2 separate regions of the Homo sapiens genome follow, and region 1 is linked to region 2. A link is a loop called in an ENCODE intact Hi-C map of the cell type or tissue named here. Cell type or tissue: Calu3. All regions are shown on one strand. Links, peaks and the distances in the headings refer to the core of each region. The heading gives the core; the rest is flanking DNA.

The links. Hi-C counts contacts between places; a loop is a spot of excess contacts. Peaks named below come from ENCODE experiments on the same cell type or tissue, not always from the same donor. Only the 100,000 strongest peaks of a DNase experiment are listed, where the experiment ranks them.
Region 1: it touches region 2 in a loop (1.8-fold over the local background); 2 of 110 quality-filtered maps call a loop at or near these places.

The regions. Positions count from the first base shown.
Region 1 is chr10:112,839,609-112,854,716 of GRCh38, reverse strand. It overlaps a transcript of VTI1A not described here. Among named protein-coding and RNA genes, the nearest start is that of LINC02935, 44 kb to the left of the region's middle. In Calu3, for the core only: no CTCF peak of the experiment used is centred there; a DNase peak (open chromatin) is centred at 6,476.
Region 2 is chr10:112,906,815-112,921,922 of GRCh38, reverse strand. All of the region lies in intron 2 of LINC02935 (long intergenic non-protein coding RNA 2935), which reads right to left. Among named protein-coding and RNA genes, the nearest start is that of LINC02935, 23 kb to the right of the region's middle. RefSeq lists a silencer at 6,116-6,316 and an enhancer at 8,362-8,862. In Calu3, for the core only: no CTCF peak of the experiment used is centred there; a DNase peak (open chromatin) is centred at 6,222.

The sequences.
Region 1 (15,108 bases), core at 4,390-8,389, 67 kb after region 2:
AGCTGGTAATGCCTTTCATGGTGCTTCCATGCAGAACATTATAGATGATCTTGTCCCACTGAGGCATGGCAGGTATAGTGTCCTCCATCTTTCATAAGAGGGAACTGAGAAACAGAGGGGAAATGAGACGGTCGAAAGTCACACAGCCATGGAACAGCAGTGCTGGAAATCAGTTCTGTTCACTCTGCATGATCTCTGGGCGGCCGGGGCCCAGCTGGTGACTGTAAGTGGGGGTCATGGTGGCCTCCCCTCCGAAGCATTAGAGACATCTATAGTGGTTAAGAGCACAGGCTTTGGAGTCAGGGAGACCTGAGTGAAATTCTTGACTCTATCCCTTAATAATTGTGTGGTCTTGATCAAGTTTCTTAATTGTTCTAAGCCTGTTTCTGCATTTGTAAAACAGGGCTACTGAACTTGGGCTAATGGACTTAGTTCCCACCTGACAGGAAGCAATAAACAGCAGTGATACTGCTAGTACTTATTATTGTTAGAAGGCTTTGTGGCCAGCAGGCCTTTGGAATAGCCGGTGTGTTTCCTGTGGAACCCACTCAGGAGCATCACTACTGAGTTCAGACTCTGTCCATGTGAACAGTGTTCCCTGGAGACCTGGCTCAGTATCATATGAGGACCCAGGGAGGCAGCCAGACATGGCTAGCTGCCTCCAGCTCTAGGTTCATGCTGAGCAGGGTGGAGAAGAAGGGAGGCCTGGAGCTGAGGATGTCTGCTGAGAACTTCTCGGAGGATCTGAGGATCTTCTGTGCTTACCAATACAGAGTCACAGGGGAGGCAGCAGGTCCCTCAAAGCCAAGGCTCTTCCTACGTATGCTTCTAAAACAAAATCAGTGGCAGTCTGATGGAGAGAGGAGTCCACGGAGTGTAGCAGCTTTGCTGTGTAGAAGCTTGGGCCAGAGCTTTTGGTAAAGGGCCACAGCTGGAGAATCTGTTGCTTTTGTTCCTTATGATGAGTTTTTGGCAAGTTTTGTTTTTATTTTTAAAGAAATTTCACTTTTCCTCCATTGAAATGGATAAAACACTGCTCACCCATCTGTGTGACTCAAGGAAATGCTTGAAAAGCAGAGAGGTCTTGAAGAACAACACGAGGTCTCAGGAGACTTGACCATCGATGTTTGCCACTGGCCACCTGTGGAATGTGGGTACAGTCCATTACCTTTTGAAGGTCACTTGTTCAGCAGGGCAAGGAAGAAAGGGTGAAATATTTGTGAAACACACATGATGGACTAAGCACCTTGCCCCTCGCCTCATGAGGTATGTCCTGGTATCTCCAGTATATAAATGCAGAATCCAGGGCTCAAAGAGGCTACACACCTTGCCCACTATCAGACCCTGCATCACTTGGAGTTTGATGGCTGCAAGCAACAGAAACTCATTCTTAAAGACTCAAGAAAAAGCTGAGCAAGCAGGTCTTGCAAGGACAAGGATGTGGGCAGTTCTGGGGTTGGAGGTAGTAGGAGCTCACAGACATGGTCACTGGAGATTGCAGGCGAAATAGTGAGCTTTAACTTGTCACCCCATTCAGAATTTACCCCCCTGGAAGAGTGAGTCTTATGGATTTGGCCAGGTTGCCTGGCTGTACCTTGGACAAGGAGAACATGGCACTTTGAAAGACAGCCCTGGCCGGGCGCGGTGGCTCATGCCTGTAATCCCAGCACTTTGGGAAGCCAAGGCAGGTGGATCACGAGGTCTGGAGTTCGAGACCAGCCTGGTCAACATGGTGAAACCCCATCTCTACTAAAATACAATTAAAAAAAAATTAGCTGGGTGTGGTGGTGTGTGCCTGTAGTCCCACTTACTCGGGAGGCTGAGGCAGAGGAATTGCTTGAACCTGGGAGGTGGAGGTTGCAGTGAGCTGAGATTGTGCCACCACACTCCAGCCTGGCGACAGAGCAAGACTCTGTCTCAAAAAACAAACAAACAAACAAAACAAAACAAAACCAAGAAAGACAGTCCTATCCAGACTGAATGCAATGGGAGAGGAGCAATCCCCAGAGGAAAACTGGGGTGCTGTTACCAAGAGCAAAGGAGGGGACACTGCACTGCGAAGCAGATATGCACCATAGACATCCATTGGTCACAAAAGGTGAGTGGCACAGGTCAGTGACCCAAAGCCCAGAAGGGCTGCCAATAATGCCCACGTGCCAACCCCCACCTCAGGAGCCTTCACTTCTCTGTCCAGACTTGCGGCTTCCTCTTTAGTGGGCCCCATGATGCTGGCACTGCTTAGAAAGGGTTCATGCCCTGCTGGAGAGGAAATCTCCAAAGAAGGCAGAGAATTGGGAAGTGAAAGAGATACAGCAATAATTTAAGAGCAAGAGAGTGCCATGGAGAAGTGGGGAGGGCCTGTGGCTTTCTCAACGTGGGAAAATGACAAATCACTAGGAAGTTTTGTGGGGGAAGGGGAGCAGATAGGGACCAAACATGGGGAAGAATTAGAGGTGTAGGAATCATTGGAATCATCTAAAATTTAAAAGAAGCCACAGTATACTTTATCTACTCAGAAGTATTTGAGGTGTCTTATATTATAACATATTTAATCCATGAGAGTATTAACTTAAAAATTGTGAATTTAAAGAAATATAAAATGGGATGGTATATAATTAAAAATCTGGGAAGTTTCAAATTTAGCTTAGAGCTTCCTGGTAGCTAAGGCAAAAAAGGAAACATGATTGGTTATATAATTCTCATTTTCATTTTATTTTTTTCTTTTGTCTCATAAAAGGAAGTGAATCTGCAAGTCAGAAAACACAACATTCTCTTAAGTTATAAAGAAAAATTAACATGGTGGGATATTAAATATTCAATGGAAAGATTTTTCAGTGTAATTTCACTGAGGTTGAGAAACAGTCTTCCTACGGCCATTATCATATGAAGTGTGGTGGAAAGTAAAGAGTGTTCCTGCCAAGTGCCCCTCCCTGAGCTGGAAAGGTTCCCTACAGTTCTCAAGTTCAAATGCGTCTCCCTAGTTCAGAAGCTTCAGTTCAGAAGCCCCTGTATGGCTTCTCAGCTCTTCCATCTCCTGCAAAAACCAATTCCTGCGCTCACATCCCTCTGTTTTCAATACTTTCTGGTTTCTTTTTCCTGGGTGGACTTTGCTGGGTGTGCTCACTAATTGATGTCCAGCCTTAACCCAAACACCCTTGAGGAAGGGGCACCCCTTACTTCCCAAACAGAGCAGCCTACTTCATCTCAAAGGCAGGGCTGCCTGAAGGTGCCACTTCCACAGGGGTTCAGCGTGTAGACAGAATCTCGATTGAAGGAGGTACTAGAAAGATCTTTCTGGGCAGGGGAAGAAGCATATGAAGGTTTGTCAATTACCATGAGTATGACACATATCATGTCAATGTGCCATGAGCACATTGTCTAGTTGGAAGAGAGGCTATGTTTACTCAACAGACACGTTTTCAATCATTATCATTGCCCTAATATCACAGGCGACCCAGAAAAGGAATGCATGTGGCCCAGGCTCTGAAGGAGCACCTTGAAATGATTCAGTCAAATGCTCTGAGACTTTTAGGATCACCCCACACACTCTCTTAAGTTCTGCTCCAATCTGAATGCCTGAAAATACAATGGATTTTATGTGTCTGCTATAGTTTCTGTTTGCAAATGCAGGCCTTCATCTTAAAGCCAATCTTCCATGTGAAAGCAGAGTTCGGAAGGAAACATGCGCCTCTGTCTTGGGAGGAGCTTCAGTCTCAGGTGCTGCAAGGTGGACTAATCTGACACACTAGGGCATAAGAGAATTCTCAGGAGAGGCTGAGGTTTATTTGAATCAACTGGCATTTCTTTGGAAAGTTGGGGAAAGGGGCAGATCCAGGTTTCGTAGGGCATGAAATCAGGGTCGGCTTCATGGACATGCCACCTGCACAGTTGCACAGGGCCCTGTGCCAAGAAGGCGCTGGTGTTGCTATCTTCAAAGTTTTAGTTGTTTTTGAACAAAGGGCCCCACGTTTTTATTTTGCACTTGGCTGCCCAAATTATGTAGCTGGTCTTTTGTGACACTTATATGATTTGGGGGGCCCTCATTTTAAAAACAACACAAAATAAGAGAAATAAAATTAAGTTCCAAGTCTTGGAAGAGGTACCTAGGAACAGAAGGTGCTCTGCAGAAACTTAAGTTTCATTAACTTCACAGAAAATCTGCTTCTGGTTGGGGAAGGAGTGACCTCCACAGTAGTCTTCAAATTGTGGTCTTGGGAGTCTTGGGGGTTTAGTGAATGGGGTGTCAGGTGGACCTCTCTTTGCTCCCCCTCACCCTCTTCTTTACCCTTTACTTTAACCTAATTTCACTTTGTTCTGAATTAGAAATTGAGCTTCAGGCTGTTTCTTTTTTTTTTTTTCCTTTAAAGGTGCCATGACTCACATAGTTCGAAAACCACTAGTTAGACAAACCACATCACACCAGGCTTTTTGTTGTAGGGAATTGTCTTATTTCAGAAGGCCCCAGGTGACCCGCTGACCTGGGGTGTCTCCAAAGCCAGGTAATAATAGGCCGTGCTCTAATCTAAGGAGACTTTGCTGTATTTGCAGAGAGCTTTGAAATGTTCTGGGAAAAACGCTGATCAGATGTGCAAGGTATTATATTCACGGAGAGAAAAACCCTCCCAACTCTTTATAAAATGGATTAAGCTAGTTTCTAAAGGCTGCAGGTTTGTGTGATCTTAATCCCACTCCTTACTCCTGATCCACCACCTTCCTCTTTTGTTTCCAGGATGTGCACCTTCCTGGGTGAGGGCCGGGACGCCTTCCGGGGGAGCCCTACCCCTTCCCAGCTCTCCCCTTAGGAAGAACTAAGGGACACCCTCGCCCTTGCACCCACCTCGCCAGGGCTGCCTTTTTCTGTGGGCACATTTCACATTCACAGGCTCTGATCCGATGGAGGGAAATCTGAACAAAATATGGTAATGATGCCATTGTGCATTCAGCGACTCAGACTGGAGCAGCAGATGGGAAAAGTTGCGGATCACAACCCCATGCAATATTTGACAGAATATCAGTCAAATATAGTTCACCCAGATCCATGTTTCTGTCAGTCCCTCTTGGCTAGAGTTAATTTAAAGTGACAAGAATGACATTAGCTCTTTTCAGAGGGGTAATTCCTTCCTCAGGGCTGCCCCCTCCAATGGATACCCAGGCAGAGCCCTCCATCATCGAAAGGCGGGTTTTCTAAGAAGGGACCAGCCCTAGACCAGGAGTCACCATTCAAGACCTGTGCTGGTCAGTGTGCTGGAGGTTCAGTCTATTTCACTGTGGAGGAAGGAGCGAGGTTGCCCCAGGCTCCAGCTCCCTAGAGGGGTCGTCTCCACAAATGGGGTTTCAGGACTTGTAACCTTACCTCAGGGCTCAGGCAGAGAGAGCCCCACTGCGGGATGAATGCCCATGTGTGAAGACAATTTAGAAACATCTCCAGCAGGTGGAGGGCTCTGAGCTGGCACTGCCACCACTTGGAGTCTTAACAGTTGCAGATGAACAGCTTAGCATGTGTTGTTTTCCATTTGTTCTTCCTTGGTTCCTTCTGTCTTGCTACACCATGTACAAAAACTCACATAGTGTTGATAACTTTTGTAACTGGTCGATTCCACCAGCACTTGTGCCTTCTAAGGCTGCTTCCTGCCAAGACCTCAGTGGGTGTCATGACCTCCAAAGTTGGTCATGGGTCCAGAAGCTGGCCTCACCCCACCATCAGATCAATATGTGTGCATGTTGGGAACTGCATGTAGAAAGTTGGCTTTGCTCCTCTGTTTTTAAACCAGGTAGACCCACCCACAAATCATGGCTACCAACCATGAAAGATGACCCCCTACCCTTTATGGCTAGTGAACTCCTATTTGCCCTTCAAAATCCATCTCAATGGTCACCTCCTCCTGGGGGCCTTCCTGAATACCCCCAGAAATTATCATTCCCTTCCTCCTCAGGGCAGTCTCTGGGCTCCGTATGTACTTCTGTTTCTACACTATCAAAAGGCATCATAATCACTTTTTTGCTTCTCTGGCTTCCCTTTCTGGTTGTGGTCATCAAGAATTAACAAGTGTTTGCTGGACTGAATAATTGAATTGTTTCTTGAATAAGGTAATAGGCCAGGAGACCTTATCCACAGAAAACGTATGGTTTCCTGTAACTGCCATGATCTGTGTCTCCAGCCTGTGATATTAAATATGATCACTTCTGTTGTTTCTCATGAGACTCCCCATTTGCTGGAAGTCTCTCTTGAGGTTTCTCTGCTCTCCAAGGTCTGACCAGGGTCATTTGCCAGGGACTGTGTCATCAGGTCATCTGTAACTGACAGCAGGGGTGGGGTTCTGTGTCTGGAATTGCCCTAGTCATCGTTGCCTATCCCTTAATGGGTCCAGCTCAAGGGCTCCTCATCAAAGGAGGAGATTGAAGACCAATGGCATCTCCAGTCTGGGGCCCAGAAATGGCTAGTTAATTAATTACACCTGGCCACACAAAGAACTGGTTGGGCAGGTGATCCCAGCACTGCTGCCAGTTACAGAACTACAAGCAACTGACAAGGAGGGGATTGGGAGAGCTGGCCAAGAAGCTGGGAAGAGCCTGTTGAAACAAAAAGACAAGACCTAAAGTCTCATGATGGCGGTTGTGTCTGGGAATGTTTCAATTAGCTATTGTTGTGTAAAAAACTACCCCCAAATCTTAGTTGCCTAAAACAACAGTTTATTATTTTTTTTCTCATGATTCAGCATTTTGGATTGGGCTTAGCTGGGTGGTTCTTCCGCTCTATCTGGTGTGTGCTTGACTGTCCAAGATGGTTTCTTCTTTACTTATATGCCTGGTGCCTCAGATAGGAGATATGTTTCTTCAGTAACTAGGCACAGTGTCTGGCACCCAAGAGATTCTAGGGAAATGTTCAATGGTAGAATGAATAAATGAGGGTACACAAAAGCATAGGGTTTGTAAGAGAGAATAACTAAGTTATCTCATTTGGCATGGTGAATGGTGGGTGCTGTGATGATCAGAAAGATTCTCAGGATGATTAGGAAAGAATGTTCCCTGAGGATCTCTAGATGAAGTCAGGGCCTGGTCTTCTTTCTTGGCAGCAAGAAGGAGCTGCATGTAGAATGTAGCCTTTAGAGCCTGCTCAAACTGTAGAAACAGGGAAAGGTTGAGTGATTCAGTGGCTCTTGTAATCCTGGGAATCAGAGGGCAACCCTCCTTGCTCCTGATGGGAAACAGAAATTTGATTCCCATTCTTGCTTGAGTTTCTGGCTTTGCTTGTCAGACTTTTGAGGGGATAGAAGGAAGAGGTGACATAGAAGAGAGTGGGAAAGTTAGGTGTTAAAGGAGAACTCTGGAGTATTAAGACAAATCCTAGGAAATTCGGTCTGCTTGAAGTGCCTGAGGCCTCTTGGGAAAAAGGTAAAGGGAAATAGGGGGTGATGGTCAGCTCTCTAGAGCACCAAGGGAGATTAGCGGCTGCTCCAACTACCAAAGAGGAATCCCACACAACAGTCAAAAACTTACTGAGGGAGGAGAGACCCCGCAGCTGGAGGACACTGTTCAACAGAAGAAACAAACATAATTTGAAGGAAATAAGCTCCTGTCATCCATTTCTCTCAATTCTTTGGATCCTGGTGACAGCAGGAGCCAACCCTTCCAACAGTAGCTGTGTTAGCTATCCATTGCCACTGTAACAAATTACCAAAACTAGTGGCTTAATACAATACAGGCTTATTATCTTACAGTTCTGGAGGTCAGAAGTCTAAATCAAGGCATTGGCAGGGCTGCATTCCTCCTGGAGTCTTCACCTGGTGAGACTTCCTGAACCAAAGTATATCTTGGGTCTCTTCCAAGTTAGACTTTCTAGAATCACCGCTGTTCAATATGGTAGCCAGTAGACAATTTGGCTATTAAAATTAAACACCCAGTTCCTTAGTTCCACTGGCCATATTTCTTTTTTCTTTTTTTTTTTTTTTTTGAGACGGAGTCTCGCTCTGTCACCCAGGCTGGAGTGCAGTGGCGCGATCTCGGCTCACTGCAAGCTCCGCCTCCTGGGTTCACACGATTTTCCTGCCTCAGCCTCTTGAGTAGCTGGGACTACAGGTGCCCGCCACCATGTCCAGCTAATTTTTTGTACTTTTAGTAGAGACGGGGTTTCACCATGTTGGCCAGGATGGTCTTGATCTCCTGACCTGTTGATCAGCCCGCCTCAGCCTCCCAAAGTGCTGGGATTACAGGCGTGAGCCACCACATCCCGCCCACTGGCCATATTTCAAATGCTCAGTTGCCATACACTATTACATAGCACGAGTTAGTTCTATTGAACATCATCACGGAAAGTTTTATTGGCCAGTGCTGTTCCAATATCAACAGTGCGTGCTTGTGCCAATCTCCCGCCTGTCCAGCTTGTGCACACATCAGCCACTCCCAAGGCCATGAGGTATCCATTTCTGTAAGATGGGACTTCTTATGCCCCTTTTAGGGGAAATGCAGTTCAAGAGGAGATCCAACAGAACATGAAAGTTCTGATAATAGGATTCAGGCCTTGGTGCCTGGGGAAAGACCCCCAAAATAAATGGTGAACAGGATGGAAGATGACTCGCTTATTTTGGGAGTAAACTCTCCTATCTGTTACGCAAGTTCCCATCCTGCCAGGCTCTGCCTCGAGCCCTCTTCTCTTCTCCAGAAAGGACATCAAAATTCCCACCTCTGTCTTCTTTTCTTTTCAGACAGAGCCTCGCTCTGTCACCCAGGCTGGCGTGTCGTGGTGTGATCTTGGCTCACTGCAACCTCCGCCTCCCGGGTTCAAGTGATTCTCCTGCCTCAGCCTCCCAAGTAGCTGGGATTACAGGTGCGTGCCACCACGCCCGGCTAATTTTTGTATTTTTAGCAGAGACGGGGTTTCACCATGTTGGCCAGGCTGGTCTCGAATTCCTGACCTCAAATGATCTGCCTGCCTCAGCCTCCCAAAGTGCTGGGATTACAGGCGTGAGCCACCATGTCCGGCCCCCCACTTTTGTCTTTTGGTCATCAGCTCCACCTTGGGAGAACCTGGGGCTCGTCCTGAGTGAAACAGCTCTGACTTTCCTCCTCCTCCCGCGGAGGCTTTTCCTCCAGCTCAGCCCTCAGTGCCCTGAAATCTGTCTCCAAGGAGCTCTCAGGAGAGACGAAGCTACCGCTTCTCCCGTTTGTGGGTTACTTTTCCTCCCGGGGAGAGGGTCGCTGCTGCGCAAGTTAGTTCTGAAAGCATTTCTCTAGAGCCAGGCATTAATGAAGTCCAGGCAGCCCCTCTTCCTTGGTGGGGGAATTCGGGAACCAGAGAACAGGTGAGACAGGTGGATTTGCGGACCACAAGCCCCGCCCTCTCCAGCCACCTGTGCCAACCTGGAACAGCCAATGGGAGAATGTGCTGCCCCCAGGATTCAGCCAATCAGCAGGCGAGGTCTGTGCATGCTCTGTGTCTGCCTGGCCGTCCTGCCCCAACTTGTGCAGAGAAAGGCCGTTGGGTGCGGGTTTCTGCCACGTCCAGGCAAGACCCCAGCCAGAGGACCCCGCAGAGCAGGCGTGGAATGGTGGACTCGGGCCACCATTCTTCAAACACGCCCTCCCAGGCCTCACACCAACTCTGCCCTTTCTCTCCGCCAGGGAATAATGAAAATGAACTTGTCCTCTTCCCGAACCGACATATTTTACGGCTGACACGGTCATAGTCCTCTGGAGTTGACATCAGTGGGACCTCGGTGAAACTGCAGCGGGAAGAGGAACAGAAGGGTTCCTATTCCCCAAGATGGAACTCCAAAGTACATTTTGAGCAGAAAACCCTATGTGAATGGTTCCTCCTGCCTTTTCTTGCCAACAATAATAAAAACTGTCCAGTCATCGCAGTGACATTAAAAACAACAACTCAAAGCAGCATGTTCTCATTTCTCGAAATTTTGCGCTGCACAGTTAAGAGGAGGGAAAGGGTGAATATCTCTCAACTCTAGGATGTCAAACTACATTTTCCATGGTTCAATGTGATTTTCAATTATAAAAAAGGATTACACGCCAGGCGTGGTGGCTCACGCCTGTAATCCTAGCACTTTGGGAGACTGAGATGCGTGGATCACCTGAGGTCAGGAGTTCAAGACCAGCCAGACCAACATGGTGAAACTCCGTCTCTACTAAAAATACGAAAATTAGCCGGGCGTGGTGGTGGGCACCTGTAATCCCAGCTACTCGGGAGGCTGAGGCAGGAGAATCGCTTCAACCCGGGAGGTGGAGATTGCAGTGAGCCGAGATTGAACCACTGACTCCAGCCAGGGCGACAGAGCAAGACTCCGTCTTGGCTTTATCGTCCCCTTCTCCTTTCCATGACCTCAGAGCCTCTCATAATGAAAAGATCCAGGCTTCATGTTTGGTTCTCAACTCAAGTTTGGAAGTTAAGATGGAGATTTGCAACTCATTTCTTTGGAAGACAGGGGATGGGAAAAGAAATGAGGAAAGGAAGTGGAAAGAGAAGAAGAGCTGGTGTTTTAGAGGGAGACAAAACAAGCAGCACCAGAGAATGGTATATCTGGAAGGACTCCAGGGGGGCCTTTTGTTTATCCAGAGGTTCTTGAGCCTTTAATTTTTATTTATAGCAGCAGACCCTTTTCCCTTTTTTTTCAGATGACATCTTAAGCCAAAGCACAATATCTAAAACAGATAAAATAATGCCTCTCAAAGCCCTATGCCTTGGCATTCCTCTAACCTTCCTCCTCCTGAACACCCCAGGGCTCCTGGGCACACAGTCTGCAAACCATGGATCTAACCCAACTCCTAAATATGCCCATGAGGAAACCAAGGTACAGAGAGGGGAAGTAATTAACTGGAGATGGGGTGGGGGAAGGCTTCTCTAAGATCACGTGGTAGGCCTGGAGGAGCTGGGCCTGGAAGCTTAGAAGTGAAATGAGATAAGGACAGGGGATTGGGGGTGGTTATGAAAGAGCTGACCACATGATGACCTTGAGGAACGTGACTGTGTGGACTGTGAAGAGCAGAGTTCCAGGAGGCTGGAGACCCCCACGGCTTCCTCAATGTTCCTGCCCTGTTTTTCATTAGCTGCTCTAATTCTGAGGTCCCTCTTGAGCACCAGGTTTATGGGTGTTAACTCCACACATAGATGGTTACAACGTATATGTTTGACTCAGGGACAAAAGAAATAAACGCTGTTAGCAGTCACTTTAGAGAACTTTCCAATCATCAGTTTAGAGCAGGAGTGCAAGTGTGTTGCATACGATTCCTCACATTAATTCCACACCCATGACAGGCATTGCTAATCAGTCGTACCACCTTTTCCTGCTCATCCTATATACAGCCTCAAAATTATTTTCCACACAGTACTCTGGTCAGCCATTACCAATGAACCAGGAGCTGGCCCTTCAGATAAAATCTCTCTGCTCTTCCTGGTTTGTGGCTTTGCTGAATGTTGTCCTTAGCATCATGGTCACACACTTCTACAGTCTGCATCTCAGGGGAGAAGCCTGGAACTGCATTTCCCAGAATCCCTTTCCCTGTACAGCTTCACATTAGAGTCAGCCAATGAGAGGCACTGCTGGGAGAATTGGGAGGCGAAGAAGGAGAATCACTGTCATTCTCTGGGGGCAGCTGCAGCTTGACCCATGGGTAAAACCCAAAGCCTTGAGAATCGCATGCTCTGGTGCTTCCAGCTGTTGAGGTTGGTGGCTGCAGCCACCACTGAGACTGCTGGGTTCTTTGCAGCTTCTGGGTGAGCTCCCGTAAATCACCAGTCTCTGGCAGCTGCTGGCCTGACCTTTGTTTCCCCAGCCTTTCCAGTGATTGTGTAAGTATCCAATTCCCTGTATTGGAACCCTTCCTACTTGGAATACCCAGAGTGGCTTCTGTTTTCATGACCAACCCCCCTGACAGCTACAGTTCCATTAACACCTTAAGGGCAGGGAACAGAACTTGGTTGCAAGATGGATATTCTCCATGTTGCCAAACATGAAAGGTGGATGCTTGCTGCATTTGCTCCCCGTTTTCTGTGTTATGTCTGTGATCCACCTACACGGAGTGCAGAAAAGGAAGCAATGACAGGGAGACTGCCAAATAATCAGAATAATAGCATCATAGAATTTGGAGCTGAAGGACCTTTATACAGAAACAGCTTGGTTCTTTTCATTTTATTGATGGGAAAAACTGAGGCCCAGAGAGGAGAGTAGTGCCAGTTAGTCCCAGAGCTGGGGCTGGAAGCCAGGCCTGCTGACCTGGACCAGTTCTCATCCTTGGACCTCAGGATCTCAAATAAGGAGATTCATGTGATCTTGTAAGCAAGGCACAGCCAAGCTGAAATGTGTCCCATGGCAGGCTGGCTACTTTGATGTGAGCTAGTAAACACCTGGCTGTAATGGGAAGCCAAGGTGAGTGATCAGAGATGAGTTCTCCAGCCTCCCCAGGATGGGGGAAGCAGGGTGGGGCAGGTCTCATGAAAGCATGAGAATATGTAAGCCACATTTCCCTAATCCTAACCCTACTGTGGAAACCCTATCACTTTTCCATCTGGTAACAGGCATCTCATTTTAAAGAACTCCTTGTTTCTGCGAACCTGGGAGGCGGAGGTTGCAGTGAGCCGAGATTGCACCACTGCACTCCAGCCTGGGAGACAGGGTGAGACTCCGTCTCAAAAAAAAAAAAAAAAAAAAAAAAAAAAAGGAAAAAAAAAAAAGAAAAGAACTCCTTGTTTCTGTATCCAATTGTTGGAAACCATGTCATGAAATTAAAATCAACTATGTTGCTTGCTTTTTGTAATCATTCTCTTGCCTCCACCGGCCTTGGGCTTGTGGGCTGCATCAGAGCAGATTCCTAGTGGCAAGCCACTGGTTTAGCAGAGACGGGATTTATTGGAAGACTATTGCGGAGCGATAGAATTATCAAGAGGGCAGAAGACTGTTCCTGGAAACTACACCCTACTCAGTGGATGCCACCGGGGATGCTGCCAAACCCTGGTGACTGAGCTCCCACTGCCCCCACCATAGAGTGCCGCACCCCACATCTGGTGCTGCTCCTCTGAAAGTGGCTGTGACTGCCATGGGCAGGGCTGGAATGAATTCTTCACCACCTTTCTATTTTGTGATGACAGCTCCAGATTCAGACGCCCACTTTCCCTGGTCCCTGGCAGCAAGAGGGTCCTCTAGTGGGCTCTGATGTTGGCCAGCTGCATGACCAATGCCCCTTGCACCATCTTGGTGGTGTGGCTCCCAACGCCCCTCTTCTCTCAATCAAGGGTAATTTCTTTGTATCCAAACTGCCTGAAAGCCTACATTAATAGAGTTTCTCTGGACTCAGGGCTTTGCCTCCTATTAAAATATAAAGACTAAGTATGGATGAACAGCAATTCGGTTGTTTTCCAGAACACCCTCATCTAGCCTTCATACATGGGATGATGCACTAATGGTTTTGGGACCCACACCTTGTGATAGAATGTCACTTACCCTGTTAGCCCTTTGGGAAACTACCTTTGCTTCCACTGAGGTGGGGGCCTAGTTGGGGAGAGGGTCACAGCTGCAGATCCCAGGAGTCCCGCAGTGTCTTTAGTATCCCCTAGGAAAGCCCTGGGGTGAAGCTAGTGCGCTGAGGACTCCAGAAAGTGGTTCGCTCTGGGGGGTGTGCCTACATGCATCCTCCTGAACAGTTTTCTGAACCTTTGGCCTCTCACTTTGGTGCTGGCTGAGATGGCCGCACATTATCACCACCACTTCTGGCTGCTAGTTTCTGTTGAAGGCACATGTCCTAGATGGCAGGTGTCGTGCTAAGCATCTAACCCCAATTAGCTCATTTAGTCTTCTCCGCTTAACAACTAAGACAACTGTCACCCAAGGCCAAGAGCTAGCATGGGGTTGGGATTTGAACCCAGGCAAAACCCACTCTCTTCCCATTATACTAGTGGCCTCCTTCCCCAAAATATAGCCTCTCCCTAATCCCACCCCCTCAATACCATACATAAAGAAATACAGAATTTTATTAGGCTCACTTTCCCCCCAGGGGTCTAGTTGTTCTGGGAACCAGCCAATTCTTAGGGCACCTGTGCCTACCTCACAGCTCAGGGTTTGGAAACTCTTGGGCAAGCAGGCAGTGGGGCAGCTGCCCAGGGGGTCTCAATGGGTAGGGACAGAACCTCACTAAGCACCTGTTGAGTGCTAGGGAAGCAGTAGGAGCTTTTCATGCCTCGGCATTGTGGAAATAAATGATAGCAGCCAATGAGAACAAGCGAAGGCTATTTGTTCTGAGTTTGCTGTAGCAAAGGAGTTAGCCTAGCCACCATCACTTGTGTTTTGGCAGAGACTCAGAGACAGGCAGAGGAGTGGGAAGCCTTCGGTGTGCCCTGAGTGGAGGCTGTTGGGTTGGGGGACTCGTGGGTGGGATAACTAGAAGGGGGCATCCTATCTAACTGGTTGGGGTGCATATTTGGCTTTCTCTGGATGGTCCTAAGTAGGAAATGGAGACAAAAATTAGGGAAGCTGTCAGCTGTTAATCAAGTCCTGGCCATTTATGGTAGATTGTGGCAGGGGTTATTGTTTAGTTTCTGGATTTCACCAGAGATAGCAGCCTGGCTTCCCGTCATTCCAGCTGGCTTCCTGGGCTGTTTGTGTAGCTAAGGGGTTGGTTTCCTGGCCAGGTTGCTGCAGACTGTGGGGCAGAGTCCTGTTTTTATATACAGCCTGGCCCTCCTCCATTTGTGTATCCAGTCTCTCAGCTCTTTATCCTCACAGCTGTCCAACTTACAGATGAGGAAACTGAGGCCCAAAGATGTCCAGGAATGTGCCTGAAGCCCCTCAGCTGTACTGGGTATGTGGAGTTGGGCCATTCTGATCTACACCAAGCTGCCTGTCACCACTCATCCTCTATCCCCTGCCACCCCTGCCCCATGGAGATGGTCCCATTGACAGCAGGATGGTAGGCGCTCCTCCCTCCTGAGAGGGAAGTGGCCCTGCTTTGCCTTAGGGTGCTAGGTCTGGCAAATCATGATGGGGGAGGGGGACTGGAGTGGAGGTAGGAGTAGGGGTGCAGTGAGAAGGAAAGACTCCTGGGCTGCCCACCAGCAGCAGTGCCCCTAACTCAGAATCGCCCTTTGGGGCAGCGGGGAGCACTTGGGAT
Region 2 (15,108 bases), core at 4,405-8,404:
GATGCTAACATTGTGAGCACCTACTGCATGCCAGACATTGTGCTAAACGCTGTCTACTCAATCGTCACAAGACAGTGTAGCAATTTTAAAACATGGCTGCAAATTCTTTAATGCTTTTTCCATCAAGAGGTAGGGCTTATGTCCCTTCTGCTTGGATCCCGTTGGTCCTGTGTATATATCCACCAACAGAGTCCAGTGAGAGGCTCGCTCATAAAAAGCTGTGCCTAGCTGGGCACAGTGGCTCACGCCTGTAAGCCCCACACTTTGGGAGGCTGAGGCAGGTGGATCACCTGAGGTTGGGAGTTCGAGACCAGCCTGGTCAACATGGTGAAACTCCGTCTCTATTAAAAAATACAAAAATTAGCCGGGCGTGGTGGTAAGCATCTGTAATTCCAACTACTCAGGAGGCTGAGGCAGAAGAATCACTTGAACCTGGGAGGTGGAGGTTGCAGTGAGCCGAGATCATGCCATTACACTCCAGCCTGGGTGACACAACAAGACTCTGTCTCAAAACAAACAAACAAACAAAAACAAAACAAAACAAAAAAAACAAAACTGTGCTGCTTTCTCCTTGCTTTCTGGAGTCACATAGGAAGTTCAGCTACCTTAATACCACCATGCCACGTAGTCATGGTGTAGGTGTGCTGATTGACAGTACCAGCTGAGCCCAGCTTGCCAGTCATCCCTACTAAGGCTCCAGACTTGTGAGTGATGCCCTCTTGAACCCTCCAGAGCAGCCTCTCAGCCTGCTGAATACCACTAAGTGACATCCGTTGATACTACATGGAACGGAAGAATCTCCCAGGCGAGCCCTGCCTAGAATTGTGAGATATAGAAATAATGGCTTTGAGCCCAGGAGTTTGAGACCAGCCTGGGCAACAAAGCAATACCCCATCTCAAAAACAAAACAAAACAAAACAAAATAAAATAAAACCATGGCTGTTGTTTTAAGTCATTAAATTTTGAGATACATAGTTACACAGCAATACATAACCAGAATTAGTAGGTTTTATTATCTCTACTTTGCAGCTAGGAAAGACTAAACCAAAGCTCAGAGAGGCCAGTAAGCAGAGGCAAAATTCAATCTCAGTTTGCCTAACTCCAAAGCCTAGACTTTTCTCACTACACTGTAATGCTTGGGCCCTTCCTTGACACCCAAGCACCATCTCTGGCCTGCTCCCTGCTTTGACCTCAGGCTCACAGTCTGGCTTCATTCTCTAGACCTGTGGTCTCTGCATTGACACTTTTTTCTATACTATTGGACTTTCCAACAGACACCATCCACTTAGTCTTTCTCCACCTGCCTAATCAGTGGCCTGGCCATTGCCACCTGCCCTACAGGTACTCCTGTGTTCTGCTCTGTTATCTCCTCAGCTCAGTCTCTGCCAAAGAGAAGTGCTATGCTCTTCATTTAAACCACACACATGGCCAGATGCAGTGGCCTGTAATCCCAGCAATTTGGGAGGCCAAGGCAGGAGGATCACTTGAGCCCAGGAGTTCAAAACCAGCCTGGGCAACATAGAGAGATGCTGTCTCTGCAAAAAATAATAATAATTTTAAAATATTAGCTGGGTGTATGCCTGAAGTCCTAACTACTCAAGAGGCTGAGGTGGGAGGATTGCTTGAGCCTGGGAGGTCAAGGCTGCAGTGAGCCATAATTGCACTACCTCACTCCAGCCTGGGTGACAGAATGAGACTCTGTCTCAAAATAAAATAAACTGCACACATTTATGGAGTGTCTGCTCAGTCCCAGATATTGAACAGGTACTGAGGATGCAAACACTGCATTCCACCTCAAACAGGATGGACCATGGAAAGCTTGTGTTAGATTTGTGAACAGAGACAACCATGTGCAAACATCCAGGTGGACACCGTCCTTTCAAAGAAAGTAAGACATTGATTCCAGGTTTGTGCCATGTTCTGCAACTCCCGAAAACCTCATCAGGAGTCATCATTTTGTTTTGTTTTGTTTTAACCTATGGAGGCATTACTCACTTCTGTCCCCAGCCTGATTCAGCCACAGAGCTGATCCTCCCGCTCTAAAAGAGCAAAGCTTGGTCACCACTGAGGAATGTCAAAAGGAGTAGTGCTCGTACTCAGGACCATTTCCACTCTCTCCTTGGCTCTGGTGTGTTTCCTGTGTCTCCTCGTTTGTTATCATCTGTTCTTTCCTCCATGTCACTTACTTCTTCGGGATCTTCGGTCCTTAGGTCTTCGGGGCTAAAGAGGTAGCTGGTTCTTGGATGGCCTCAAGACTCTGGCCAAAGGCAACCTCACACTGACATTTCTTTTGTGCCCCTCCCCATCTTACTAGACAGTAAATGAAAACAGAGGACTTCCAAGACCAAGAAAGTCGAATCAGATCAGAGGGGCCATCTATGCCAGGCAAACAACTCCTCGATCAACAGACACACATACAAAATAGAATAGGAGCCACATGGGACTTTTTACATAGAAGTGAGCCCCCATTATTTTATAATCCCAAACAGAATCAAAGGAACAGAGAAGGAAGATAAACAGACACTGGCCCAGCTCTGACATCTAGTAGTTGTGTGTCTTTGGACAAAATTCCTAACTTTTCTTACACTCAACTTTCTTATCTGTAAAATAAAGATAATCAGTGTATCTACCTCATACTGTTGTGAAGATGCAATGAAATAATACATAAAGCACATAGCTCAGTACCTGATACCCAGTAAAAGCTCAATAAATGGGAGCTATTTATCGTCATCATTGTCATCATCATCATCACATCATTGTCATTTCATCATCATCATCTTTTCCAAGTTCATATATTGCATCCTCTTAGTGCCTTGAAGGTCTTGCATTTTGTACTTGCGATCAAAAGGGTTAACTCCCTGGAAGGTGCCTTCTAGTTCCTGGTAGAATGCACCTCTTAGAGCTGGATCAAATGACTTCAGGATTTTTCTTTCCAAGCCAGTGGTTAGGGGCTCTGACTGCTCCACCTACCCCAGAAAGGGGTGGGAGCCCATTCAGGGAGGAGCCAGGTGGAACTGGATTTTCTCCCCTTTGCTTTAACCCAGTATTTCTTATAGTTCTTTGTCCTCCCAAACAAAGCAAGAGGAAAACTTCCCCAACTTGTAAATACTATGGCTATAAACCCAGGTTATGGCAATGTGCTAAGTGACTTTCATCTGAGGAGGGCACAGAGCCCCTGTGCCCACGACACTGCCTGGCACAGAGGGGCATGCAGTAAATATTGTTGAGCAGATGAATGAAATGAATGAATGAGTGGATGAGCAGAATGAATGCAAGGCCTCTTTCCAGTCCAGAGAGTCATTTCATCTCCCATAGAGGCTAAGCCATGGGTCCTACTTCTCTCTTCCTGTTCTCTCTTCTCCACCAGCCTTTCCTTGTTTGCTACTGAGGCTAGGTAGGGGCTTGTAAGAGTTCTACCATCAATGGCTATTTCCCCTAAGCCTGAGAAATAGATCTATTCAAAGCAAATAATTGGACGGGCACCTATCAGATTATGCCAGATAAATAGTACTGAAGAGATCTCAGGTGATTAAGTATCAACAGCTGTATACAGGACTACTTAATGCATTACTCAATCTCTGTCAATTGAAAATGCCAATGAATGCATCTTGTGAAGGAGACAACCTCCTTTCTTAGACTGAAGCTCAGATGGGTAAGGTAAGGCGAATAATGGAAGGTTCTTATATATCAACTACATTTAGGACAAAGTCTTTCCATCTCTTTTGAGGACTCATGTCTGGGGCCTGAGAGATTAGAATATTAGCAGAGATCTGTCACAAAATGCATCAAGCTGGCTTGTTCTACAGCCAGTTTTTTTTTTTTTTTTTCATGAAACAGGCAAAAAACAAACAAACAAACAAAACAACAAAAAACTCTGCAGGCAAGCCGTCACAGATAGTGGACATTGCTTTGGTTGGAGAAAGCTCTGACTTAAGCACTTTCCTAGATGTAGAATAACATAATGCGCTTTGGGGAACACATTAAGCCTCTCCTGTTCCTTGGTAGCTGCTCTAGATTTGCATTATGCAATTCTGGATTGATATGTTAAGGACTTAATGACCCCTGTCTCCTTTGCAACATCTGAACTGCCTTATTTATGCTTACGGCTAGATGGCTCATTGTGTATGGAAACACCCTCCTCTCTTTGAATAAAAGTAAAAACAGCCAAATTAAGGAGGCTGGTTAACATTTTTCCAGGAATAATGTCAGCTGGGAATCCTAAACTGTAGATTCTTCATATATAAAATGACTATAATGATAGAACTGTGTATTTTTAGTTTACAAAGTATTTTCATACCCATTTTTTTTCATTTGGTCTTTAAGGAAATGTTGGGGGAAGGATAACTCCCCTTATCAGTGCCATTTATGGAGAAGGCAACTAAAGTTCAAAATGGGTAAAGGGGGTGCCGGGCATGGTGGCTCATGCCTGTAATCCCAGCACTTTGGGAGGCCAAGGGGAAAGGATCACATGAGCCCAAGAGTTTGAGACCAGCCTGGACAACAGACCCCGCTCTCTACAAAAAATAATACAATTAGCTGGGTGTGGGTGTGTACCTGTAATCCCAGCTACTTGGGAGGCTGAGGCAGGAGAATCACTTGAGCCCAGGAGTTTGAGGCTACAGTGAGCTGTGATCATGTCACTGTACTCCAGCCTGGGCAACAGAGTGAGACCCCATCTCAAAAAAAAAAAAAAAAGAATTAGCAAAGGAACAGAAAGCAGAAATGGGTGACTCCAAGTCTCATGCTCTTAATTTACTCTTTTTTTAAAAAAAAATCTAAGCGCAGACATAAAATTCCATTGTGGCAAAATAAGTGTAGTAAAAATACATTATCACCCTCTTTTTATTTATTTACTTTTTTTTTTTTTTTTTTTTTTTGGAGACAGGGTCTCACTCTGTTGCCCAGGCTGGAGTTCAGTGGCATGATCATGCCTCACTGTAGCCTCTAACTCCTGGGCTCAAGGTATCCTCCCACCACTGCCTCCCAATTAGCTGGGACCACAGGCATGCACCACCATGCCCGGCTAATTTTCTTCTTCTTCTTCTTCTTCTTCTTTTTTTTTGAGAGATGGTGTTTTGCTTTGTTGCCCAGGCTGGTTTCGAACTCCTGGGCTCAAGTAATCCTCCTGCCTCAGCCTCACGAAGTGCTGGAATTACAGGCATGAGCCATAGTGCCCACCCTCATTTTTTACCTTCTCATAAGGTGGTCATGACTATAAAAATCACCTGGGAGCCTTGGCCCTCACCCCCAGAAACACAGAAAGGTTGGAAGAGTGCCCAGGAACCTGCAGGTTGGTTTAATAAGCTCTGGCTGGTGATTCTCTGGGAAGTTCCTTGGGTAATATTCGGAAAGAGTTATATACCAGGCTTTTTCTTTGCTGACATGATTCAGGACAAACCAAGAATATTTAGTCTCCTCTTATCCTATCTCTAAAACAACCACCTCTGAAGACCAAATCTTGCTTATTCCTGAGATTTTTTTTTCCAGCAATTCATAGATAGTGACTGTCTTGAAGCTCTAGGCAAATTCAAACGTCAACTCTGTTGTGTTGTCTTACAGTGAGCGAGTGACTAAGAGACAAACAGCTTGAACACTCTCCATTCGGGGAACATTTACAAACATACTCAAGAATTCCACCCTGAACAACTGAAATTTCAGACTGTGGGTTGAAATATTGAGACTTTTCACGAGCAAATGTCTGTCTGAATTTTTCTTTACTAGTTATGCTGGAAATTCTATGGCCAGATGTCTATTTTCAGCAAGCAATCATGAACTCTAGAAAGCTTAAGCTGTGTGTGATATGAGTTACTAATTTACTAGATCAATTACCAAAGGGTTACAGTGGTCAGTCAAGAGAAATATGACAGCTAAATTCCACTCTGACTCCAGCCAGACATTTTTACAGGCCTCATTTCTAAGAGCCTGAGAAATTCTGCAGTTCCACTTTCACTGATTCATAAGTCCCTTCTCAATTACCCAGGGAGGGTGGTTACTGACCATCAGCATGCCCTTCCAACTCTGTTTAATAGTTACTTTAAATCATGGTTACTGTGCTTTTAGTTGTGGTTTTAATGTACTTAAAATGGCAGCTCTATGAATGAAAATAGATCCTTGCCTTTGCAGGGTACAGCGGCACTTCCCAACCGTGGCTAAGACCAGAATCACCTACGGGGCTAAGATCAGAATCACCTACGGAGCTCACATGTTAGAGACCCACCCCAGACCTAGTGACTCAGAACCTCCCGCGACGGAGCATGGGTGTGTTTGTTTATTTGTCCTTACTTTTTTTTTTTTTTAAAGAGCTTCCTGGGAGTCCCCACCCCACTAGCCCTCCCCCACCCTCACCCTTAGGAACCACTGATATATTTTTTTGCTTTTCATGGTAATAAGATCTACCATATGTGAAGGTCTCTCATGTGCTGGGGGCTTTGCCTGTAACACACCTAATTCTTCTAACAACTCTGTAGGTTAGGAATTATTACCTTGCACATATTACAAATGAGGCAACCTCCACCCAGAAAAATTTAAGCAAAATTGTCCTGAGCTACTAAATCCAAATCTCTGCTCTTTCTACATGAAAATCCATCATTATGTGAGAGGCTCAGGGAATCAGCAAGATGAATTAGTTTGCTTAGGAAAGTAGTAGATACATCATTGGATATTTTTCAGAAAAAAAGTCCTTCTCTCCTGCCCTCTGCTTTTTCTTTTCTTTTCTTTTCTTTTCTTTTTTCTTTCTTTGAGAGACGGAGTCTTGCCCTATAGCCCAGGCTGGAGTGCAGTGGTACGATCTTGGCCCACTGCAACCTCCACCTGTCTGGTTCAAGCGATTCTCGTGCCTCAGCCTCCCAAGTAGCTGGGATTATAGGCATGCACCACTATGCCTCGCTATTTTTTGTATTTTTAGTAGAGACGGGGTTTCACCATACTGGGCAGGGTGGTCTCAAACTCCTGACCTCAAGTGATCCACCACCTCAGCCTCCCAAAGTGCTGGAATTACAGGCGTGAGCCACTGCGCCCTGCCTCCTCCCTGCTTTTTCTTATCCCTTGGGTCTTAGATAGCATTTCTTTAGGGGTACTTTTTCTGAGTCCCTAACTCTGGCCAGCTGTCCCTTCTCTGTGTGCCCAGTCCACTCTGTACTGGACTTAACACATATTGTAATGTTTGTCTACTTCTTTGTCTATTCTCCCAGAGGGCAGATATTCAGACTCACCACCAAAGCCCTCACTAGTCATCTAGTTGAGTACCTGCCTCATTTAAATGCTCAATAAATATGTGTTGAATGAATGGATGAGTAGACGGATGGACAGATGAACAGATAGGTGAAAGGATGGACGGATAATTGATTGTGGGCTGAATTAACTGGCAAGGGAGAAAAACGAGGACATGACTAAGAACATTTTGTAATTCTTGGAATAGGAGAATCACACACAAACAGACTTTAGACTCCTCTTAGTCAAAGGGGTGAAGATTCAGGGCAAATGTAATTTTGCGCATAAATATACAGGAAACCTGTCATAACCCCAGGGGAATATTTAGGTTACAAACGAATGAATGATTTAACTCATCTATTGTTATTCAATAGTCATAACAATGCCACCTTGGTTTTATACAAATCTTTTTCCCCCAAAGGGGTTAAGTCACTCAGCAAAGGACAGAGTTTGTGACTTCCCATTTCAAAGAACGTTCTCAACTATCTGGTTATTCCAACTGTCTGAAAAGAAAGAAGGAGGAAGGAAGGGAGAATAAAGACCATCTGTATGGCGAAGTCGGAAGCTCCCTCACCCTATTGCTCCACAGTGGTTCATATAAAGAGAAAAGGTTTTGAAATAATGGCAGGTCTTCAAGAGTAACAAAGGGCACCTTAGGAAATAACGTGAAAACAATAATAGTGCAATGCGGCAAAGACAGTGGCATAAATACAGAGGAAGGGAACATAAAGAGGTCTGGATATTAGAGAAGGAAGCTCCTTGGAGTTACTGCCCTAGGACTTGGGTAGTCCTTGTAAAAGGGAGAGCCTCATATTATGGGCAGGTGTTCAAGAGCAATAAAAGGCAGATTAAGAAAGTTCCAGCCCAGCGCAATGGCTCACGCCTGTAATCCTAACACTTTGGGAGTGTGAGGCGGGTGGATCACTTTAGCCCAGGAGTTCAAGACCAGCCTGGGCAACATGATGAAACCCCATCTTTACCAAAAATAGAAAAAATTAGCCAGGTGTGGTGGTGTGCGCCTATAGACCCAGCTACTGGGGGGACTGAGGCAGGAGGATCGTTTGAGCCTGGGAAGCAGAGGTTGCAGTGAGCCAAGATCATGCTACTGCACTCCAGCCTGGGCAACAGACCAAGACCCTGTCTTGAAAACAAAAAAAAATCCCAAGCACACTGTGTGCCTACACACACACACCCGCCACACACCCACACCTACACACACCCACATCCACACACACACACATTCACACACACCCACACACACCCACATTCACACACACACACCCACACACACCCACATCCACACACACTCAAAAACCCCACACCCCCCACACACCCACCCCTCACACACACCTACACACCCCCACACACACCCACACACACCCCCTCACACACACATACACACCCCCACACACCCCACACACACCTACACACACACACCTACACACACACACACACACCCGTGCACGCACACACACCCCCATACACACCTACACACACCTACCCCCCCCACACACACACACCCTTACCTTAGTACCCATCTTCATTTCCCGCCCCACTCTTCCTTAATACTGCATAACAAGGAGTTCAATGTCAGATTAAACCCATTTTGAACATGAAAGTAAAGACTACAGCTCCCCCCCAAAACCAGAACATTTTTTCCTCATTATCACCTCATTAAGATGCCCCTAAGGTCCTTAATCTTTATATGACGATATCATACAAGGAACAGGTCCTGCATGCCTGCGATGAAGCATGACTGATATTTAAGCCCAACAACTCTAGAGCATTTGATTGCTTCTGCGTTTATTCAGAATGGCACTTTTATGCGAAGCCATAAAGTGGCGAATTTCCTATGCAGAGCTGAGAGTGTGTGAGTTGGGGCAGGTGGTGTATGAAGGCCTAGGGTAACCTAGAGTAGCTCTAAGCATGGCCACCGGAGCCAAACGGGAGACTACGTGTGACTTCCCTGTAAATTGCTGTATTCATGTTGCCAAATCCCAACGCTACCTCTGAGAAAAGGAAAGGAGGAGGAAGTGACGTCAATGAGGAAAAAAGTCAGATAAAAGCAAATTGTCCCTGACAAATATGAGTCATACACCTTTTAACCAAGTCGTTCTCAGAAAAGGAAGCCATTGTTAGTCGAATTTAACCTCTGAGACTACAAACGCTGCGATGCTTAGGAGATGAAACTTTATGCGGCGATGGAAGGACTCCCACCCACATAAATACACTCTGTACACAGAATCTCCAGTTTTGGCCGTAACCTCAAACTCATCTGCCATTTTGGCCTCTAGAAGGGAAGAAAAAGAACAGCTGTGACTCCAAGTCGAGTGAATGTACCGCTCCATCTCCATCAACTTAGCCCGTTTTTGGATGTGGGTAGTGAGTGATTCCTTAGTCTTATGAATGAATACTGCTAGGTAAATGCATCTTCAATTACCTATACTACCCACTTGTAGTTCTCACATTTTCTTCTTTTTTTTTAACACAATTATTAAGATATAATTTATATAATCACACAGTTCACCCATTTAAATCATACAATTCAATGGTCTTTTGTATATTACATTACTACTTCCAAAAAGTTGCTTCTAAGTTTTCTTATTAGAATTTTCAGTACTGCTGCTAAAATTAGGAAGAAAATAGACATATAGAAGAAAACGATAGTAGAAGCACAGAAGGGAAAGGAGAAAGCGAGGAAGGGACAGAAAGAAAGGAAGCCAATGGCTTCCAAAGAAGGACTTCCAAAGAAGCCAATGGCTTCCAAAGAAGGACTGCTTCAGGACTTCTCAATGTTTTAGCCAGGATTCAAGAACCGACATGGCGGCCTGTCCCCCAAAGGCAGTGGGGGAAAGGAATGGGCCTGGGCACAGTGGAGAGTTATGGAGGAAGGAACTAGAATCAGCTTTGTGGATTGGGGCTGGGAGAGGAAAAGGCTTCGAAGAGGCTCTAGGAAATCTCAACCCCTGCCCAATTTCCTGTCACTCTGCAGAGCCCTCCCCTACAGAGAAACCAGGCAAGGCAAAGACAGAATTACAGCTCAGTGACCTGAACCAGGTGCCAATTTTCAACTCAGTCCTTGTCTTGCTTCTCAAAGTGCAGCATTTAATGAGGTTAAAAAATCAGATTATTATTTTTTTTAAAATGAGAATTCAGGGAAGTTTTTGGGTTAGCTGAGCCGTATGAAAGTATTTAACCTCTGTTCAGCAAACTGCCCTTTATTCACATTTTTCCTTCTACTGTTGTTCACAAAACTGCACTTTCTCAGACAAGTTCACCATTTGGCATTGGGACCTGGTTGTAACCAGATGGTGTGTATCACCATTACAGCATACAAATCAGCCTGGAGCTTGATTTAAGGACCAGAGGATTCTTTAGGGTAAATGCTTCTGGGAAGGGAGAAGAGCAAATGTTGTTGCTCTATGAGTGACAATGTGGGCTGCTCAGATGGCAATAGATGCTGATGCTGTGCGTCCCCCCCACCATTTATAATGATTAATTCTTTGCCTGGAGACCCACACTGTTTGGGAAGGAAGATGCAGAATGTCTTCCATCCATGCTACTGAAGAGGGGCCTTTTTTGACTTTTTACAAGGTCAATGCTTTGTTTTACTCCCTTCCCAAGGGGGCACACAACAGTGGAAAAACAGGTGAGATAAGAAAACAGTAGGCTGGACATGATGGCTCATGTCTGTAATCCCAGCACTTTGGAAGGCTGAGGTGGGAAGACTGTTTGAGTCCAGGAGTTCAAGACCAGCCCGGGCCACATAGTGAGACCTCATCTCTACTAAAAATAAATAAATTTTTAAAAACAACAAAAAAGAAACGTAAATAATCAAAAAGAGAACACTATCTTCTGCCCCACATTGTCCTCTTTGTAAGCTACCAAAGGACAGAAAGCAGAGAACTTTATTCTCCAAAATTACAGATTTTTAGAACTAGGAGCCACCTGAGAGCCAGTTGTGGTAGACACCTGCCATGGCGTCCCAGCATCAGCATCCTTTCTCTCTTCCTTGTCTCACAGCACCCTGATTCATCTTTGGGAGACCAATGCTCTTGTACTCTCAGATCTTTGGATGGGGCTAACCTGCTCCTGGCTCCAAAGGGTGGACATGTAACCCAGACCTGGACAATGGGCATATTCTATCCCTCCAGCCTTAGTGATTCATTTAGGATGGACACATGACTCCTATCAGTCCAAAGATAATATTTTGGATGGACCTATTGAATAGAGGAGGTCTATTTCTGATGGTGCTAGCTGTAAGGATAATGTCGGGCTAAGCTACTGGAGTCACCATATAAAGTGGGCATAACTGACTGTGAAAGTGTGAGGATGAGGCCAAATCATGGAAACTTTCTTTGAGCCCCTGGATCCAGCTACACCTGAAACTAATATAATCTCTGAACTTTTCAGTTATGTGAACAGATACGTCCAGTTTTGGGCTTTAGCCTGTTTGAGTTGATTGTCTATCATTTGCAACGAAATGAGTCATGACTAATCCATTCCCCAGTTCTTTCTTTTCACAAACCAAAATTAGAGAATGGCTTGTTCAGCTGGGCATGGTGGCTCATGCCTGTAATCCCAGCACTTTGGGAGGCCAAGGTGGGCAGATCACTTGAGGTTAGGAGTTTGAGACCAGCCTGGCCAATGTGGTGAAACCCCTTCTCTGCTAAAAATACAAAAAATTAGCCAGGCATGGTGGTGGGCACCTATAATCCCAGCAACCCGGGAGGCTGAGGCAGGAGAATCGCTTGAACCCGGGAGGCGAAGGCTGCAGTGAGTCAAGTTTGCACCACTGCATTCCAACCTGGGTGACAGAGGGAGAATCTGTCTCAAAAAAAAAAAAAAAAAAAAAAAGAAAGAAAGAAAAAAGAGAATGGCTTGTTCAACGTCTCACAGTTAGGAACATAACTGGACTAGCATCTAAGCCCCCTGATGTCCAGTCTAGGGCTTTTTCTAAAAACGTTTTAGAAGTATTCTTCCTGTTGAAATCACCATAACGTGGGCTAACGATATGGTATCAGATTTTTTTTTTTTGAGACAGGGTCTCCCTTTGTCACCCAGGCTGGAGTGCAGCAGCTCAATCACAGCTCACTGCAGCCTCGATCTCCTGGGCTCAAGTGATCCTCCCACCTCAGCCTCCTAAGTAGCTGGGACAACAGGCATGTGCCACCACACTGGCTGATTTTTTTTTTTTTTTTTTTTGGTAGAGACAAGGTCTTCCTATGTTGCCCTGGCTGGTCTCAAACTCCTAAGCTCAAGCAGTCCACCCACGTTGGCCTCCCAAAGTGTTGGAATTATAGGCATGAGCCACTGCTCCCAGCCTTTTATCAGATTTTGACAGCGAAGTCCTGTTACGATTGACAGGAACTGACCCCTGCCTATCTGACTGTTTAATGACAGACAGTTATGACTGCCACACTGTTCCATAGTGAGAGGGGATTCAACCAAGCGTGGCTCAAACACATTATCCCTCAACCTTTCTTTCTCTAGTGGATGGAGACAGTCTATTTCCTGAAGCTTGATACGTGGGTCTGAAGTTCACCAACACATATGGTTATGGCTGTGCTGGCTGTCAAGATATTGAAATGTCCCTCTCTTGCCAGGTGTGGTGGTTTACACCTGTAATCTCAGCACTTTGGGAGGCCGAGGAGGGTGGATTGCTTGAGCCCAGGAGTTTCAGACCAGCCTGGGCAACATGGTGAAATCCCAACTCTGCAAAAAATTTTTAAAAAACTAGCCAGGCATGGTGGCATGTGCCTATAGTCCCAGCTACTTGGGAGGCTGAGGTGGGAGGATCACCCGAATCCAGGAAGTCAAGATTGCAGTGAGCCATGATCACGCCACTGCATTCCAGCCTGGGTGACAAGAGTGAGACCCAGCGTCAGAAAAAAAAAAAAAAAAAAAAAAAAAAAAAGATAAAATAAAGGAAATGTGTCTGTCCTGATTAACAAAGAACCACTGCTCTGAGCTCCCTGAGGGTTCCTTCCTGCCCTGGCCCCTCCGCCTGGGCCCCGCTTCCCCTAGACCTCCTGAGTATCACAGGGCTTAATACTTGGGTTCTGGGGAGGGACCATCCGAACCCCACTCCAGCACTATGGCCGGCGTCCCTTCTGATTGGCTGTGCCTGTGCCCAGTGGGTTATTTCAAATTTAAAATTTTAGCTCTGTACACACAAAGACACAGCCCATGCCCAGGGGGAAAAGGGAGACGGAAAAGATGTGACCTGTTTCCCCTCACTGAGAGGCAGTTTGTACCTTCTCATCTGCCCCCACAAAAGTATTGGCTCATGGTGCCTTTAACAAGGCAGTAAGTATCGGACCAGGAAACGAGTACCTCTGGGTACTAATCCCAGTTCTCACCCAAACCTCTGTGGATCCAACTTAACTTCGCTGCATCCCACGCATGAGAAGTCAGAGGCATAGTTCTAAGTCCTCGACCTGTATGAACTCATTCAGTCCTCATCTCTTCGAGGCAGACACTACTGTTGTCCCTATTACAGAGGAGGAAACTCAGGCAGAGAGGTTCGGTTACTTCAGGCTGACTTCAGAGACTTCAGGCTTAATCATGACATATGGCTACCCTTGAGGCCACATAGCACAGTGGTTGTAGCATAGACTCTGGAGTCAGAATTCTGTGGGTTCAAATCCTGGCTCCGTTGCTTGGAAGCTCTGTGACTAAGTTACCTCTTAAGGAGGAAAAAAAAGCTGTGTTAGTAACAGTGATTGGCTATAGTTATGTGTGTTCCAGATATTGCACAGGACATGATATTGCATGGGACATGCTTACACTAAAAAAAATCAAATTGAACGGACGTCCTGAATCTTATCTGGCAACTGTTTTTTTTTTTTTTTTTGAGAGAGAGTCTCGCTCTTGTTGCCCAGGCTGGAGTGCAATGGTGCTATCTCAGTTCGCTGTAACCTCCACTTCCTGGGTTCCAGAGATTCTCCTGCCTCAGTCTCCTGAGTAGCTGGGATTACAGGCATGTGCCACCATGCCCGGCTGATTTTTATTTTTTAGTAGAGACACGGTTTCTCCACGTTGGTCAGGCTGGTCTCGAACTCCTGACCTCAGGTGATCCGCCCACCTCGGCCTCCCAAAGTGCTGGGATTACAGGCATGAACCAGCACATCCAGCCTTATCTGGCAATCTTATATAGGAAGTACTTGGCACAGTGCCTGGCAGGTTAGAAATATCAAGAGATGAGAGGTGTCTCTATTGGGAATGCAGCTCTGAATGCCAGCTTGGTGGGTCTGCAGAGTGCCACTTGCAAGGAGGACCAGATTGAGACGTTCTAGGCCACCAGAGTTGGTCGAGCCTCAGTGGCTGTTTCTGAAGGCTGAGGAGAAGCCCAGGGCTGACTTTGGCTGGGGAAGAAGTGGAATCTGAAGGCAGAGCTTTGGCCTTCATCTCAGCTTTGGCCCCTGCTCTGGGTTTTGCAGTCCCCACGTAACCCTGGTGTCTGGTCTGCCTACAGAGCCTCCAGGGTAGTCCTGAGGGACTGAGCCAGGCCCATTCAGTGCCTCCTTAGCCCCGGGAGGCCAGTGCTGCTGCCATATTAACAGTTCCTGGCGGCCGCCTGGCCAGGAGGACAGCATGTCCCCAGGCCTTGGAGCACACGAAGTGATCTCTAACTAGATGTTCCCGGAACATTCTGCCGCAGTCACACAGTGCAGGAGGGAAAGTGAAAAAACAAAACACCAAAAATACCCTGGGCTCTGCACGAGGATGAGCAAAAGGGAAGGAAGAAAGGAAAACAGACCTGAAATGGAGGTTTGCACCGAGTCACACTGGGTTTAAGGGCAAACCTACAAAGAGGACGGAGGCACCCTTCAGAGCCTAAAGTCTTTCTACCATCATCTTGTCTGCCCTTACTAGAGAGCTGTTCATCCGAGACTC